Linked DNA regions of Homo sapiens: region 2 is linked to region 1. Evidence: read pairs that join two places in POLR2A ChIA-PET (ENCODE). Cell type or tissue: A673. All regions are shown on one strand. Each heading gives the region's core, and the rest is flanking DNA. Links, peaks and the distances in the headings are about the cores only.

Region 1 (2,925 bases), core at 210-2,709:
AAAAAGAAAAAAAAATTGTTACAAGTTTGGAGCAAAGAGCTCTGTGTTTAAAAGGAATCTCCTTCTTTTTTTGTGTGTTTTTCCTTTTGTACCAATGGGGAACCTAAATCTGTTTTAGTTGCACAGACACAATGGACAAATAGTCATTTTGTATTTGCCAAGTGTGATACCTTCCTTTGTTTATTTGCTATTAAACTGTTGAGAGTTTTATGGCTAGTGGATAATCATTGTTCAAACTTTTTAATAACTACAGTGAATTGTGTTAATATAAAATTATGCTGTACAGTATTTTCTTGTTATGTTGATGGTCAAAGTGAACATCAGATATTAAAAATTTAGATGAGTAAAATATTAAACAGCCTATTTTTGTCATGTAACAAAAGACCATGAGATCCATGGAGGAAAAAAGGACAGCTTTATTTTTCTATAGAAAACAATAGTAGGTTGGGGATATGCAGCCTGTGGTGTAAAATGAAAATGAGGTCCTAGTTGGGGGTTGGAGAGTTAGAAATTATAAAGGCAAAAATTGTAGGACAGGGGAGGTGGGGTCAAGGAAGTAAGGAATAAAGTCTTGATTAGATGACCTTTAATCCCCAAATCACCAGTGTGTCTTAGTTGGTTGTTTCCAGGTGGTTGGTCAGTTGGCACCAGGTGGTCTTTTGGTGATCATTTGGGGAATTTCCAAATGATCACCAAAAGGAACTGTTCTTTGACTTGGTGGCAGAAAAACAGGTTTTGCAACACTTTTAAGGACACAGGGTATAATTGCTCCCTTACCCTGTCATTGCCTCTTGGTTCTGCTTTTACCTTTGAGCCACAAGGAGTCTATCTTGTCAATTAACTGGGGGCATAATTTGACAGTCCAATATGTATAATGATGACAACAGCTCCACTAACATGAATGCCATTCTTAGAATTTCTCATAGATCCTGGCATTTGGTACATCTGAGTTGAATAAATAAAAGTCTGGGGAATGAATGAAAGAAAAATTAGTTCAATGTCCTATAACTTTAAGTTAATTTATTAGAATTGCCACCAACAAAATTAGCTCTAGCATTTAGATACTAAAAGGAATTTGTTAAGCAAACTTACTTTTGCAGTTATCTCTCCATGGACAGTCAGAACAGGTATTCTTCATTTCTAAAACATACTGCTGTTCTTTAAGACCATTCTTTGGCACTGTGGAACTTTAGTCATTTTCTAGACATTTGTTAGCCACTAAATGTCTCATACCAGGGACTCATATTTGTAAATAATAGTGTCTGCCTTTGAGAAGCTCATAACTGGGTAGTCAACGAACAGTCACAGTGCAGATCTGGAATCAGTGTTGAGGGAGTACAAAATCCTTTGGGTGTTGTAATCAGAGTCAAGAAAAGCTTCACAGTGGCGATAGGCTTAAGCTTAGTTGAAGGAAGAGGAAGCTTTCAAGTGGAGGTGGCAGAGAAAGCATTCTGACATGTGAAAAGGCAGGAAAGCCTGCGTGCAGCATATTTATTAGTTTTGTCTCCCTTGGAGCATTTTGTAAATTTTATTGAGTATTCAGAGTTGACAGAAAGGCAGTCAGGGATCATTTCATGGAGCGCCATGCTGAGAAGATTAGAGGATTTTAAGCAAGTGATGTGGTCAAATTTGCAGTTTTGAAAGAGTACTTAACATTATCCTGGTTATATGTTTAGCAGATTTGGCAAGAACTGATTGTTATGATTTGATAGTCATTTAATACAAAAAGGAACCTGGAATGCTCTTCGTCTTTAGTGAACATTATGTAACCTATCTTCATGGCCTTCTTAGTGAGGTAAACATTTTTTTTTTGAAATTGTAAAGATTTAAACTTTTTGAAGGGTAAACTTTCTCAGATAATTATGCTTAGTTGTGAGCAGAAGTAAAATAATGTTTTTACAGGCCAGAGCATTTAATTACCAGTGCAAGACTGTCCAGACTACTCTTTCCATTTACCATGATAACTGGTAAAATGTGAGATGGTGATTGCTCCATCATCTTGGGTACTGAGATGAAAAGATGTGGGGTGGAGTCCTCAAATGACTTATGATGAACAGCTAGTGTAAGCAAGAAAATGACCTTATTGTTTTAAGCCACTGATATTTTGCAGTTCTTACCTGATAAATGGTACATGAACCTAACGTGTTTTTATTGATGCAACCATATATCAAAACAGTATTTTTGAAGGAATCATTGTAGAAGTACAGACATTTATAGAAAATTTTTTACCTCTCTGATTTAGAGAAATTTTTGAAAGCACAATAACTTAGGTAACATAGTAACATAAAAGTTCTCATAATATGTGTAAACCAAAATGAGTTACTGCAACTAAGAGTCATTTTGAAAGAGACTAAAATTGACTTATCTTTAATTTGTTAAATAAAAGTGTGATATTAAATCCATTACAAAAATGGGTAAAAATTGAAGACAACTGCAATTTTATAGGTTACTGAACTTTATATTTTACATGATATTACAGTCATCCTTCAGTATACATGGGCGGGTGGTTCCAGGACCCAAGTCTACAAATATGTTAAGTCCCACAGTGGGTGCTGTGAAACCTACATAAAGGAAAAGTTGGCTCTCTGTATGCGCAAGTTTCGTATCCTGTGAATTCTGTATTTTCAATCCACATTTGGTTGAAAAATTTCAGCCTGTAGGTGGACTTGCGCAGTTCAAACCCACTTCATTCAAGGGTCAACTGTATTTTATAGTCAGTATTTGCATAATAAGGAAATCTAAATGGTACTTTGATATTCAAAGTTTCATAATAATCTATATGTATGTTTTAAAGTGAGTGTGGTGATATTAATACTTAAATGAAAAATATGAGTTAATAAAGCAATTTATAATTTTATATCAATTGAGCATATTGTTTTTGAAATTTAATTTAGAATAATCATCTATACATAATCTATAGATACT
Region 2 (2,925 bases), core at 191-2,690, 410 kb after region 1:
GATCTTAAACGAGACTGAAGTTTAAGAGTCTTTAGCCACTCTGTCCCCATAGGGATGCAAATTTATGATTTCAGAAGTTCCAGCCCCCAATAAGAAGCACTGTCCAATCGTTTGCAGATGTATCTTGTAAGCCAGATTTCATGACAGATAAGTCCATTCCACTGTCATGTGCCATGTTTAAAGTACTAAATTAGGTTACTCTGTAGTCAAAACAAGTAAGCCCTGGTCCAGACTACTCTAGGGCAAAATCCCGTTGCACTGTCCCTTTTGTTCTGCCCATGCATTCAGTTGTAGCTTTCCCTTTTGCCAGTTGACAGATAGTGACTTCTTTGCAAAACATAACCAGATTAGGTTATTTTTAGTAAACCAACTAAAATAAAAAATTCTTGACATTGGGAAGAAGTATTTTAACAGAATAATAGTAATGTTTTTATTGTGCCATTGTGATTTTCTATAAAGAAACACCCAATATTCATTATTTATATTTTTTTAAATTTACAACTCTTTAACTGTATCCAACATTTCACTGCCAGGAATATAGTCAGGCTCGAAGCTTTTTTAGAAACCCATGATCCAATCCATACCAACACTTCCTTTAGTTTATGGCTTCTGTTCATTTGCACTGTCCAGAAAGGTACTGCTACCATTTGTAGTCACTCCAAAAAAAAGTGTGAACTACCTAGGTATAACTCTCATAAGACGTATACAGCAGCATCTGTATGCTGAAAGTTACCAAAAAAGTATTACTTGCAGATGATTTTGCACCTTAGTTCCCAAGTGCCCCTGTACAGAATATGGAGCTTATGTCCTGTCTCTCTTTGAATGATGAGTGATGAAGGAGCTTCAGATGTTACTGGGTGAGCTTGTATTGAGTGTTACAAAGAGAAGTCATTCTGCCTTTCTTTGGCTCTAATTGCAGAAAGTGAAGTCACTGCTTTTGCTGTCTTGGATCAAGACCAGAAAGAAATTATTGATACCAATGGAGCTGGAGATGCATTTGTTGGAGGTACAGACTAATTTATTTCATTCTTACTTACAAGTAAAACATTTTAACCCTTGTTTCTACCATATAACCAAGATTTATTCATTTAGTAACTTCTAATTTCTTCTTTTAAATAATTAACTTCTGAAGTTCTTTCCATATACTTCTATCATTGTCAGTATTAGAGGGTTTTACCAGAGGAAAAATATGTGTTTGGAAAAGATAATTTGCTACTATGCTGTACCCCAGTCATTTTCACAAGATTAATTGTATCTGTCAGAAAATTGCATAAACAAACTGCATCAAGTACAGTATATAGTATATTCATAGCCCTTCAGGCTTAAATGTTAACACATTTTTGTTCTTTAAAACAAGTTGTGATGAATATTAAACAGTATGCTAATAACTAAGGATGATGTCTTTTGATGATAATCCTTTGGTTAAAACATCTGTTTCAAACACAATAGTGGTTGTTTGTTATACTAAAAAGGGTTAAATTTTTGCCTATTTTTGGCTCAATAAGAACTGGCAAATTTTATGTGAACTAATGATTTTGGTAATGAATACTCAAAAATAAAATCAAAACAATAGAAGACTTGGCTTGATGACTTAGATTGATCTAAAATCTGATTCAAAAATTCTTTTGATAAGTCTAAATTCCTTCTAGTTAAGTGTAGTTAATTAAGCTAGTTTATAGTCTCTAGAAAGCTTTCGCTTCCTCACAGATACCCCAAAGGGGTCTTTCCTGGTCTCTGTTTCTTTCTCTTAACATCAAGCCAGACCAGGTTAATTTAAAAAAAAAAAAAAAAAAGCAAGCAAGTGGAGCTGATGATTGTCCCTTTTTCTCTGGAGGATAATTTGAATCATGGGAAACTTATTTAAGTTTGTGTGATGGTTTTAACTTAATATTTTATTTTAATAGTCTTTTGCCAACATAAATTTTTATTTTTCTTTCTCTAAAACTATTCATGCCCAGTCTTTTTTTTTTTTCTCCCAGGCTGGTGTGCAGTGGTGCAATCTCAGCTCACTGCAACCTCCACCTCCCGGGTTCAAATGATTCTCCTGCCTCAGCCTCCCAAGCAGCTGGGACCACAGGTGCATGCCTCCACACCTGGCTGATTTTTGTACTTTTAGTGGCGACGGGGTTTCGCCATGTTGGGCAGGCTGGTCATGCCCAGTCTTAAATGAACTATTAACCATTAGGATGCCCCATGCCCTTGTTCTTTGGAAAGAGTCTGTACCACAGACAACATTCTACTTCACTGTTATGATTGTGTTTTTTATTTCCTTGCTCGGAAAGTCTTCATTATTGATAATATTAGAGTACTTAGCAGCCAATTTTCCTATTTTTTACTTTTTAGAGCTATAGATGTATGTAGGCTAAAATATTTTATTCTGAATTTAACCATATTCTGTAATACATTAAGAAAACCCTAGTGATTTCTTGGTTAGAAATTGGTCAAACCAGGAATCTTAGTCTAGAAACTTTTAAACTTATACACTGTATGTACATTACTTAAGTACTTTAAAATCTTTAAAACATGAAGTATTCTATTTCTTTGACATTCAGTGGGACACATAATGAGGCCATCATAGATTTGATGGTGACCTAAATAGCCACTACCTCTGGCCTTGGGTTACTTGGCTTCCTGGCCCGGCAACAACAGATTCTGTTACAGACACCTAACTATCTGTAATGCTACCGATACTAGGTGAGAACATGTAGACTTTTTGAGGGAGGGAGAGGCCATTCTTAGGATACTGAGGTAGGAACAGCTAGCTACCATTTGTATTGTGGTTACAACGATAAATAAACTACTTCATCAAAGCAATTGGGATTTTTTTGTTAGAGGATTTTTCAGCCTCTTTTTATCCTACTTCATTATATTTATTGTTGGGGTATAGTTAGGTAAGCAAAAAAGAAAAAGAGTATAGAACAGGGA

The links. Peaks named below come from ENCODE experiments on the same cell type or tissue, not always from the same donor. Only the 100,000 strongest peaks of a DNase experiment are listed, where the experiment ranks them.
Region 2: POLR2A ChIA-PET joins it to region 1 with 5 read pairs; 2 of 35 experiments call an interaction of 5 or more read pairs at or near these places.

What each region holds. Positions count from the first base shown.
Region 1 is chr10:74,254,672-74,257,596 of GRCh38, forward strand. All of the region lies in intron 3 of ADK (adenosine kinase), which reads left to right. It overlaps LOC124902456 (a long non-coding RNA gene), which reads left to right. Exons shown (of 2, transcript XR_007062198.1): 2 at 1-206. Among named protein-coding and RNA genes, the nearest start is that of ADK, 100 kb to the left of the region's middle. In A673, for the core only: no CTCF peak of the experiment used is centred there; DNase peaks (open chromatin) are centred at 1,540 and 1,970; H3K27ac peaks cover 1,049 bases.
Region 2 is chr10:74,669,264-74,672,188 of GRCh38, forward strand. It overlaps ADK (adenosine kinase), which reads left to right. Exons shown (of 11, transcript NM_006721.4): 10 at 920-1,006. Among named protein-coding and RNA genes, the nearest start is that of ADK-AS1, 140 kb to the left of the region's middle. In A673, for the core only: no CTCF peak of the experiment used is centred there; no DNase peak of the experiment used is centred there.